Linked DNA regions of Homo sapiens: region 2 is linked to region 1. Evidence: chromatin contacts called from ENCODE Hi-C or POLR2A ChIA-PET data. All regions are on one chromosome and are shown on one strand. Each heading gives the region's core, a stretch centred on a gene start or an enhancer-like site at or near the end of the contact. The rest is flanking DNA. Distances are from core to core; before and after follow the strand shown.

Region 1 (5,750 bases), core at 1,204-3,703:
TCCTTCCTGAGGTTGTTGGTGTGCAGGGCTGCCGGTGTGCGGGGCTGCTGGTGTGCGGGGTTGCTGGTATGTGGGGTTGCTGGTGTTGGCTTGCTAGTGAGTGTGGTTGCTGTTCTCTGGAGTTCATTTGCTGGTGGTGACCAGAGTGGGCATCTGCCCAGGACATCCGGGGCTTGGCAGGAGCTGACCCCACCTGAGGCCTCCATGTGAGAGCTGGGGCACCTGCAGGCTGGGCTCTTCCTGGCCTCCCCAGGCCGGGCTAAAGAGGGCATCATGGTCAAGCAGAGGTCTGGCTCAGGCCCCTGGAAGGAGGGCCAAGGCCTGAGGAGAGGAAGTCTAACCAGTCTCCCCCACTATGGCCATGACATTCACTGGAAGTAGCAGTTGGGATGTGGTCAGGGCCAGGAAGAGAGGCTGGACACCAAGGTCCTGATCCTGGTCCCAGCTCTGCCATGGATGTGCCCCTTGGATGAGCTGCTTCCCCTCATTTTCCATCTGTCAAATGTGGATGACCTTGGCTTTGCTAGGTGGCCCTGGGAACACAGCACAGCCATTTCCCAACACATTTCAGACAGTGGTCTCTTCTAGCCAAGGAAACCTCTGCCCCCGATGGACACTGGAGTCATTATTCTCAACATAATGGAGGATCGCTCCCGAGTGCTGGAGACTCAGAGGCATAGGGAGATGCCTCGTTTTTCGGGGGATGTCTCCCCTTCTTATCACCATCATCCTAGCCCCCATGGGGACCCTCTCCTCAAGGTCCCCTATGGCATCCCATTGCTAAGTCCAAGTTCTCCTACAGGATCTGGTCTCACCCCTCCCTGCTCTCCCCGCACTCCTTCCTCTGCACCCTTCTCCTGGATTTTGGGTTCCTCAGGACCCAGTCCTGGCCCCCTCTCTTCTGGCCATTTCCTATAAGATCCTGACTACTCCCGTGGCCTCCTGGGCCACCTGTGTCACTGCCAGTCACCCCTAAGTCCCCGATCAAAGCTCAGGCCTCTCTCCTTGTGGCCCCTGCCCTCTAGCCAGCTCTCTTGTGTACCCCACAGAACCTCATGCTCAAGTGTTTCCAACTGAACTCTTCATCCTCCCCCTAGCTGGCTTCCTGCCCTCGATCCCCCCATGTCACCCAGCGAGCCCCACTGGGTGTCCTGGAGGAGCCCAGGCCGGTGGCTCCTCTCCCTCTACCTGTCCTCAGTGGCCTGGGTTCAGCTGCTCACCCTCTATCTCTCCCTGTCCACTCCCTCCCTCCTCCCAGTCATCTCCTGGGCTCCTATTACCAGTGTCATTGTTGGAAACAGGGGTCTCTCATGTCTGTCTTGCTGCATGGACCGAAGTCCGTCGGCCGCCTCGGGGGTCCTCTCCATTGGGACATTACCCTACTTCCTCTCCACCAGGGCACACCTGGTACACACCTCCACTGGGGACCTACCACACCTCTTCTTCCTCCTCTTCACCAGGGCACACGTGGCTCCCTCCCACTGCAGGGCCTTTGTCTGGGTTGATCCAGAGACGCAAGGACACAGTGCCCAGGGATCTTTCCTTGGGGGCCTGTCCACCTCCCTCCTGTAAAATGGGAAGCTGCGTGTCGGTGACTGCCTCGCCCACAGGCTCTTTCTTCTCTGGGACTGGCCAGACTCCCTCCAGATGGCCCCACCCCTGCCATGGCTGATTGGTCCAGGCTGGACACGTGACCCAAGTGAAACCCAATGGGATTCTCTCCTGTGATTCTGAACCCGGGGAGGAGACCTGGAGCCTGGAGGTGGCAGCGACTTGGGAGCCGCGTGGGCCTGTCTGTTCCACACACTGCCTTCTTGCCCCTTCCTTCAACCTATGGCCCCCTCAGAGGACAACCTTTTTCCTTAAACTCCTCGGACGAGGTTCCTGTGGCAGCCGAGAGAGTCACGCAGCGGGGGTGCCTTCCCCGCCTGTGGGGGAGCCCCAGGCGGCCCGCACAGTCTCGTGGTGGTCGGGCCTGGCCACGTGTGCTCCTCGGTCCCCATGTGGCCCCAGCAGGGCGCCCGCCTCCCTCCCAGGGCTTCCTCCCCCAGGAGGGATAGCAGGAAGGCAGGCAAGGACAGGACCTGAGTCCACACCTCGTCCGCGGTCACCTGCCTGACCAGGAGGAAGGGGAGGGGACAGGAGTGATTCCACGGAGGTCACCTGGGAGCTGGGGCTGGGCGACCCCAGGGCTGGATGACCTCAGGGCTGGGTGACCTCAGGGCTGGGTGATCTCAGGGCTGGGTGACTTCAAGGCTGGGTGACCTCAGGGCTGGATGACCTCAGGGCTGGGTGACCCCAGGGCTGACTATTGGCGGAGCACCTGGGGTGGGTGCCATGGGCACCTGAGAGGGAACTTTGACCTGAGCGGAGGTCAGAACCCTCCTCTGAGGAAGTGCCCCACCCCACTGAGCTCCCAGAGGCTGGTGGCAGGTTGAACAGGGGACTATGCCAGCAGAGGGACTGCCTTCCAGAGACTTTGGATCATCACCACGATGGGTTGATTTTACAAATTTAGCCACTGTCACCGGAGGCCTGGCTGAACTTCAGAGTTTCTTCTCCAGCGTCGGTTTCTTGGTTTGTAATGGGGAGGGCTGGATCCCCCTGCACTGATACTCCCATGGCATGGCTGCGGGAGGGGCGCCCATCCTGCTGGCCTGGTGGCTGTGGAGCGGCCGGAGGTGGCGTGTGCCAAAGCTGCTGCTGGTGCTCCCTCTGGCTGCCTTGGGGTGATGACAGGAGCTGACGGCTTGGCAGCAGCTCCCAGGGAGGCAGCAGCCGGGCTGGCGGCGGGTGGTGGCGGTGGTGGGAGGGGGCTTCTGGAGAGAACAAAGCACTGAGGATGCTGGGCTCCAGGGGCGACAGAGGAGTGGGGGATGGGGGCAGGGTTCTGGAGTGTGTGGCCCACAGGGAGGCCATGGCACGGGTGTGTGTGCGGGTGTAGGATTTGGAACCCACCTCGTGGTTGTGTGAGCCCAGGCAGGTCACTTAGCCTCTCTGGGCCTCAGTTTCCACAGTTGTGCAATTGGAACAATACCATCATTACATTATTGTATCCCCAGTGCTGAGAGTAGTGAGTGGCACAGAGTAGGCATTCACTGAATTTTTCTGGAGTCAACAAATCAATAGGTTTGATGGAAGACGGAACTGGCTAATTCATGCTCAGCTCAGTGATGGGCCCATGTTCGTTCTAGAGAAGCAGTATCTTTGTTATTGCTGCTGTGATTGTTTATCAAGGGTGCAGAGGACTGAGCCAGCATGGAGTCCCAGGGCAGGAGAAGAAAGTTGGTCAGTGCATCTGGATGAGGCTGGACTCTGGGACCAGACCATGGAGACTTGAGGGCCACAGCCGGGCGGCTGAGAGTGGGGGAGGGGCCCATATGCCAGGAGTGAGCAGGATGAGGTCTGAGCAAGACCACACTAGACACCAGGGAGAACGTTGGTGGCCCTGGCCTGGCCTGAGGAGGCAGGGAAGCAGAGAGGGCACCTGCGATGGCTGTTTAAGGAAACTCAGTTGAGGAGGTGGATGAGATGGGGCAGGAGTAGGAGGGTGAGGTGGGAGGGACAGAGGCCTGTTTCTTAGGTCAGTTGATGCGAGCAAGTATGAATGCAGATGGAGAGGGGTGGGTGCACCGGGCGTACCTGAAGGTGTGGAGAAGTGGGGTACCAAGTAGAGGGCTCTTGAGGGAGGCAGACACTGGAGGGGAGAGAGGAGTTTCAGGAAGGGCTGCAGCTTAGGGTTTAGGCTGGTGAGGGTTTCCTTGGTTCAGTGAGATACAAAGTATGCTTGTCTTCAAGGCAGAGAACTGGAGACCCCACGAGCTGTGAGGAGAGGAAGGTCTGGGGAGAGATGGCAGTGTGGAGGTGGCAGAGCCCTGCTGGACCACAGTGTGGCCCTGGTCAGCTCCAGACCCAGCCCTACAGGGACGTAATTGCCTCTGGGAGCCCAGTGGGTCTTTCACAGGGAGATACCAGCTTCTGTGGCAAGCTTTGAGATAACCATCCAAACTTCCAGCTGCCATTTTGCCTGTGGGGCACAGGTTCTGGGGGCACCCTGCAAGGCTGGCAGTCCCCAGGGCTCCATTGCATTTTGGGGAAACTGAGTGGTGGACACTGGGGTGGGGACAGGGAGCAGGAACTCCAGGCCTGGCCTGGTGCGGAGGCTGCTTTACCAGTTTGCTGTATGCATGGGTCAGTTCACCTCTTTGTTCACTTATATGCCCACAGATTGCCTAAAGTTCCTTCCAGTCTAATACTCTGGGATTCTGGGCCAGTTTCTGGTCTGTCACAGCTGAATAAGAGTGCAAGGGCAGGAGTGGAATGTTCAGACTGCTCCAAGAGGACCTTGGCCCAGGTAGGAGTGGCGAGTGGATATTGTTTCTAGGGCCAAGCCCTCAGAATGGCTGCCTGGAGCCCTGTGCAAGGATTCTAGTTTAATAGGAAAGAGTTCTGTGATTGATTAGTGATGTCTGCTGTGGACACACAGTGGGAGGTATAGAGTTTGAGTAGTTTCTGCACTGCCCCTGCCTGGGCTTTTTCTTTTGCTAGTGGCACTAGAACTGGGTGCCACTCCAGCCCTACCAGAGACTCAAGGTGTGACCTTGGGTAAGTCCATTCTTCCAGCCCAATTTTGTCATCTGTAAACTGGAGATAATACTGCCATCTTTCCTGGTGGTTATGAGGATTAAATGCATAATTTGTGCAGAGTGACCAGCTCAAGGGGGATGCTCAAACATAGCAGCTTTGATCTCTGTGAGTGGTTTGCAGGGTCAGGGTGGTCAGGGGAGTATAGGGATGGGAGTCAGGAGGGAGGCTGAGCGCTGTCCCCTTGGGTGATGGCCTGGGGACTGCACATGCACACATACCTTTCTCCTCCCCTCTGCTGCCTGCAGAGTGGTGTCAGGGAGTGGAAGTATGTGGAGGTTGGGGTCATGCAGATCTGGGCAGGGTTGCAATGCACCCTTGGCCAAGTCATTCAGTGCCTCTGACCTCACTTGACTCATTGGCAAAATAGATTCTTTCCTGATGAATTAGATAGTAAAGTTTATCAGCAGCCTCTGCAGCCTCAGGTAATAGGCATTAACAATCCTGGACAGAAAACATAAAAGTTTCTTTTTAGTCTTGCCCTCACACCTTGACCTCCTCTTCAGGAGCCATTTATCCTTTCCTGGAATCTGAGGAGAGAATATTTCCTCTCCTACACTTCCTTCTTCTTCAGCATGGGTCTCAGTTTTCCTATTTGTACAGTGGAGGAATAGAGTGGGGTTGGAGAAGGGCACTGAGGTCCCCACCAGGTCTAACTTTATTCTTTTTTTTTTTTTTTTGAGACAGAGTCTCACTCTGTTGCCCAGGCTGGAGTGCAGTGGTATGATCTCAGCTCACTGTAACCTCTGCCTCCTGGGTTCAAGTGATTCTCGTGCCTCAGCCTCCTGAGTAGCTGGGATTACAAGTGCCCGCCACCACACGTGGCTAATTTTTGTATTTTTAGTAGAGACAGGGTTTCACCATGTTGGCCAGGCTGGTCTTGAACTCTTGACCTCAGGTGATCCACCCGCCTCAGTCTTCCAAAGTGCTGAGATCACAGGCTTGGGCCACTGGACCTTAATTCAACTACGCTGTTAGAAAATAGCTGGAAACATTTGGAGTAGGGTGTGAATGACTGCCATGGCAGACACATGACACTGCCTAGCTGGGTTCTGTGTCATCCACACCCTGCTAAGAGCTGCATTTGGCCTGAGCTGGTCTGGCTT
Region 2 (5,750 bases), core at 1,971-4,470, 450 kb after region 1:
GCCAAACCCAGGTCCACCCCTCCACACATCAGCCTCCGGGGCACATGCCCACCAACTCCAGTACCTCACCCGCTGCCCAGCGCCTCAGTGGGACCCAGCCAGCTCTGGGGGCAGCATCCAAGGCTGTCTCCTCCGCAGCATCCGCAGCCCGTCTCAGCAAGCAGCCCCTCCAGCTGACAGAGGCTCAGGCCGGATGGTGGCCTCACTGTGGCTCACCCGGCTCCTCTCCTCTGTCCTTGCCTCAGTGAGCCCCGCCGACCCTGCCGTCGGGTGTGTCCAGAGCTGACCCTCCCCCTGTGACACTGCGTCCTCACACCTGAACTGCTTCCTACGAGGGCTCCTCCCTGGCTCTCTGCTGCCACCCAGCTCACTCTGCCTTCTAGTCCAGGGGTCCCCAACCCCCAGGCCACGGGTCTGTGGCCTGTTCCGAACCGAGACGCACAGGAGGAGGCGAGCACTGGGCGGGAAAGCATTCCAGCCTGAGCTCTGCCTCCTGTCAGATCAGCGGGAACACGAGATTCTCATAGGAGCACAAACTCTATTGTGAACTGCACCTGCGAGGGATCTGGGCTATGTGGTCCTCATGAGAATCTAACTAAACCCCGATGATCTGAGGTGGAGCAGTTTCATCCTGAAACCATCCCCATCACCCACCACCTGGGTCCATGGAAAAACTGTCTTCCGCAAAACCACTCCCTGGTGCCAAAAAGGTTGGGGACCACTATTCTACCTGTTTTCAACCCAGCGGCCAAAACTGTGGCTTTAACATGGAAGTCAGACTCCACCACTGTCCACTGCCGCCGTCAGGCAGCTCTGCCTCCCACAGAGTCAACGCAAGGCCTTCACCATGTTCCACTCCCTCACCACCTGGCTCTCCCCTGAGCTCCCTCCAGCCTCTGAGCCCAACCGGCCCTTCCCCAGGCTGCCGACACTGGTGTCCCTGCCTGGAGCCTCCTCACTCCCTGACTCCTCCCTGCGCCTGCTCAGATGCCGCTCAGTCAGCACAGTCTCCTTCACTAGCTGTGGGACTAACTCCCGTCCCTCGCCCTGTCATGCGATTCCAATGTGCTATCTACCTGCCCAGAAAAAGCCTGCAAATTCTTTTACATGCTCTCTCCTCTTTCCACCTTAAGGACAGAGGCTGTTTTGTCTTGTTCTTTGCTGCACCAGGAGAGCCAGCATGTGGCCATGCTCAATTCATATTTCCTGAGTGGACCGACAAACGCTGGTTGCTGCATAGACACTGAGTAATCAGAAGGGGATGTGTTGATCAAGGAAGACTTCCTGGAGGAGGGAGCTTTGGAGCAAAGGCACTGAAGGAAGGAAGTGGTCTGGCTTGGTGATGGAAAACAAGCTCTTTTCAATACACACAAAGAACTTCTCAGCCCATGGACTCTCCCACCAACCTGAGTAGGAAGTACCACCATCCTCATGGCAGACGAGGCTAAGGCCAAAATGTGCCAAGGGTTATAGAACCAGGGTGTGGCTGCCTTGCCTGTTCCTCCTGGTGAGGACCATCCACCCAGCAGCTCAGGACAGCTGCAGTGAGGGGGTCTTTGTCCTTAGAAATCAGACTGTGGGCAGCGTCCCTGAAATGGGCCTCTCCCAGTGACATTTTCATCACCTATTTTTCACGTTCCCCACCCGTGCAGCCCCGCAGGCCAACGACCCAGACAGACCTTCTCTGCACGTTAAAGTCTTCTTACATCAATATCGGCCACTTCAGTTCCACAAGTCCCGTCCTCACCCCCATTAAATATTTATGCCAGAATATCAGCCAAAGGAAGCTCTTGACTCGTCAGGTCCACCCGGCCCTGTCCCCGTGGCCCTTCTCTCCAGCCTGCCACATCAATTTCCTGGTTGAACACCTCCTGACCTTACGTTTTCCAGCTTCCAGGAGAATTCAACAGCAGGTCAACGTGGGCATCAGGGAGGGAGGGGCACCGAGAACACACACCACGAAACACGCAGGGAACAGGCCCCGGCCTTCCTAGGGCATAAAGCCAGCTGGCAAGATGTGATAACATGATCAAAGAAAAATGGTCATTATACTATCTGGTCACTTACCCCATTCCAGGCACACTTCTAAGCACTTGGAACCAAAGATCAAACCCAGCTTTGAAGACAGCCCTAGCTCTGCAAGGCCCTCTGCCAGACGCCAAGCTGTGGCACCCAGCACTCCTCCCACTGGTCTCTCTCCATGCTCCTGGTGGTGCCCTTGGGCATGGGCATGAGCCCTGCACAGCCCCTCCACCCACCCTTGCTGTGGCCATCTGCACCCAGGGGCTCCTGAGGTCCCAGTGATGTGGCCCTGCCAGCCCTCCACCCACCCCCTCTTCTCTGGCCAGCCTCCCACCCCCTTCCAAGCCCAGCGCCCCAGTGGCCCAAAGCCTTCAACAGGCTGCCCTCTGCCTGGCCAGCTTGGGCTTGCTCTGTGGGTCACTGCTCGCAGGAAGCCCTCCCTAACAACACGCCTCTCGATCAGGTGCCCCTGCCTGGTCCCACAGAGCCCTGGACACTGTCCTAGCACACTGTCACGCTGTGCCTGGCTGGGGCAAGCCCTGTGAGGGCAGGGAACTGGTCTTAGTCACTGTTTTAGTTTCCTGGGGTGCTGCTGGAGATCACCCAAAACGTGGTGCCTTAAAACAAAAGAAACGTATTCTCTCACAGTTCTGGAGGCCAGAAGTCCCAAAGTCGAGGTGTGGGCAGGGCTGCGCCCCTTTCTGGAGACTGAGGGAGAATCCTCTTCTGCTGCTCTCCCCTCCACCCGCCTTGCCACCACCCTCCTAATTCCTGCCTGGCGCTCTGACCCCAGCACAGGTACCCCCACCCACCCAGCGAGCCTTTTATTCACTCAGCAGAGGGCTCACTATGTGCCAGGCTCCAGGCTGGCCCAGGAGTCCCAGGAATGACACCATCCCTGCCACCTTCCAGAAAATGGAGGTGGTGATGCCCCTCCCTTCTTCACAGAGCTGCTGGGGTCAAAGGAGATGACACGCAGAAGGGCCACAAAGTGACCTGCTGAGGCCCAAAGAGAATCAATATAAACAAATGTCAACTCAGCAACTGAAATCAAGATGGGGCACCAGCAACAGGGCCTGCTCCCGTGCAAGGACACGCCACAGTCTCACAGCAAACCTGGCAACCCTCATCCACAGCACAGGACCGGACCCTCCTGGGACCTACCGATGAAGCCACACACCTGGAGCAGGCAAAGCAATGCCCACAGCCAACCCTGTGGTTCCCTCCACTAGCCTCGAGCAGGAGGGTCCACAAGCACTGCCCTTACTGACAGGGAAACAAGGCACTGGGAAGTGGGGGCCACGCCTGGAGCTGGAGTCGCTTCCCAGCAGGGCCAGGTGGGGCCAAGGCAGGAGTGAGAGGTGGAGGAGTCCTAGTGAGGCCTGTCATGTTGCTGTGGGACAAACAGGGGGCATGGGGCTGTGGCCACACTGGGCCCCTTGCAGAGCAGTGAGGGCAAATACACCGCTGCCGAGGTGGGGGCCTGGGAGGGCACCAATCTTCCTCATCACAGCTGGGCAGCTGGAAGCCAGCCCAGGCCCCAGTAGATCCACCCTGAGTGGGGAAGAGTCAAGCTTTCAAACAGAAACCAGGGGAGCCAACAGGGCAGAGCCACCTGCTGGCCAGTGACTCGAGCCAAACGCTCTCCAGCAGCTCTTCGCAAGTCGGCTGGAAGCAGTAATTCACAGAAGTGCTTCTGCTGACACCACTGCAATCACTTCTGAGTGGCAAACCGATCAATACCCCCTGCAGCAGCGAGCAGTGCACAGTGACACCTGGACTTGGGTCGAGGCCTGTGGGAGGCCACTGCTGTTCTGGGGTGGAACTCCCCAGGACTCTAGGGCATGGCCTGTCTCAACACCGGGCACAGAGCCCATCAAAATTCCCACCAGAACTCACAGAAAGCATCAGAACTGATCAGAATGGCCTGGAAACCACTAGGACCCTGTGGCTGAAACCCTCTGATTTTCACTCACAGGATTCACCAGTTGCACCTGTGATAGGGACAGGGGGCAGGGAAAGATGGGGCAGAAGACGGCAGGTCCCCAGCAGGGGTCCCACCCTCAAGCCAAAAGGCCTGATACCAAGACCCAAAGTGACAGCTTACATCCCCGTTTTCCCGCTCAGATGTTATCTCTTCCAAAACCACTCCCTGCCCCCAATCCTGTGCTTATAAAAACCCCAGAATTCAGCCAGCAGAGAGAGAAAAAGTAACTGGACGTCAGAGACTACGGTTGGACATCGGACAGAAGCAGTGTGACTTCAGAGGAACAGGCTCATGGTGTAGCTTCGGAGAGTCTGGCCAGGGATGGCCAGACTCCAGGGGAAGATAACCTTCCCACTCAGTCCCATTTTCAGCTCCCCTTCCCGCTGAGAGCCACTTTCATCAGCAATAAAATCCCCCACATTTACCATCTTCAATTCGTTCATGCAGCCTCATTCCTCCTGGATGCCAGACAAGAACTCGGGTGCCACGAGTGCAGGTGCAAAAGGCTGTCACACTGACCCTTAACCCTCGCTGGCAGAAGGCAGCCGCCTCACATGAAAAGGCAGAGGGGCCCACTGAGCTGGTAACACTTAAGCCCCGACAGCTGGGTTAAAAGAGCACTGGAAAACTTCCTCTGAACCCCAGGTGCTGCTGCGGGGCTGGTACAAAGTTTGTTCCTGCCTCGCTCACCTGCGTGCTCCCTCCCTGGAGGGTGGAACGAAGGAGGTTTGAGTGAGTGGAGTCCACCCCTGCCAGTGCCAGAGCAGCCAGCTGACTCCAGCACTCGTGTACTCCAGCTCCCGCCTGCGAAGCAGTCGGGAAATGTCTGGCTTCACCTGCACCTAGTTGAAAAAGTCAGTCCTGTAAGGCACAAAGACCCACGGTTCTCTCCTCCTCTAATCCCACTCCCCGGAAGGAGACCTTTGGTAGATTATTTTTACCCTCAAATTTCCAAAAAGTGTACTGATATCATTATTTTATGATCTGCACATTTTAGATGGGCTAATGATTTTCGACTACGAAAGATGAGGACTTAGCCAAGTTCCCTTACTCACAAGCTTCCCTCCTGCCGATACAGTCGCAGCACGATTTTGGATTTAATTCAAGGCTTAATTTGGTGTTTAATGCAAAGTACACCATGTAGTGATTACATTTCCTCTTCTGTATTCTATTTCACTTTTCCCAGAGTAGGTAACTGCCTTAGTTTGCTTATTTCATTTTCTATATTGCTATTAATCATTCCTTCCACAACTCTAACAAGCCTCAACGTGGCCAGAGACATGGGTGGGTGTTCGCTCGATCCTGTTTGCTGCTTGGGGACATGCCCCTGTTCCCTCTGCTCTCCCTCCCTCATCTGAGTGAACGGCCTGGCATGGCTGCACAGGATCTTCCTGGACCTCCCCCTACCTTGGGTGCACTGGTCCTTTCTCCACGTCCCCTGACTGCAGGTGCCCGGGCTGCTTCCTGGGCATGTGAGACTGAGGTGACTGCAAACGTCCACATCCACCTCCCATGTGAGGGACAGTCTGGTCGGGTACAGAAGCCCAGGCTGGAGATCGCTTTCCGTCATCCTGTCTTCTCACTGCCGATGGTGCCGCTGAGATCCTGGGGGCCCATTTTTCTCTCTGTGGGAGCTTTGAGATCTTCCCTTTGCCCCAGTTTACTCATTCACTAGGCCAGACAGTTGGCAAGGGTTGGGGGTGTCTTTTATTGAGCTCTGAACATTCTGAAAATCTAGCTT

Evidence for each region. A loop is a pair of places that touch in the nucleus more often than their neighbours do. ChIA-PET counts read pairs that join two places held with the same protein, here RNA polymerase II (POLR2A).
Region 2: a loop to region 1 is called in a map of posterior cingulate gyrus, with 2.3 times the contacts of the local background. The contact joins the enhancer-like site here to the promoter of LINC01639 in region 1. A Hi-C loop is called at or near these places in 2 of 168 maps with a recorded cell type or tissue (pancreas and posterior cingulate gyrus). POLR2A ChIA-PET finds 5 or more read pairs at or near these places in 1 of 52 experiments (A673).

What each region holds. Positions count from the first base shown.
Region 1 is chr22:43,397,878-43,403,627 of GRCh38, forward strand. It overlaps LINC01639 (long intergenic non-protein coding RNA 1639), which reads left to right and starts at 2,454. Exons shown (of 4, transcript NR_146918.1): 1 at 2,454-2,577; 2 at 4,228-4,354.
Region 2 is chr22:43,845,256-43,851,005 of GRCh38, forward strand. All of the region lies in intron 1 of SULT4A1 (sulfotransferase family 4A member 1), which reads right to left. Among named protein-coding and RNA genes, the nearest start is that of SULT4A1, 14 kb to the right of the region's middle. RefSeq lists an enhancer at 1-681. Within about 2 kb of position 3,221, at least 2 of the 41 ENCODE cell types and tissues checked have a DNase peak (open chromatin) inside an H3K27ac peak, as active enhancers do.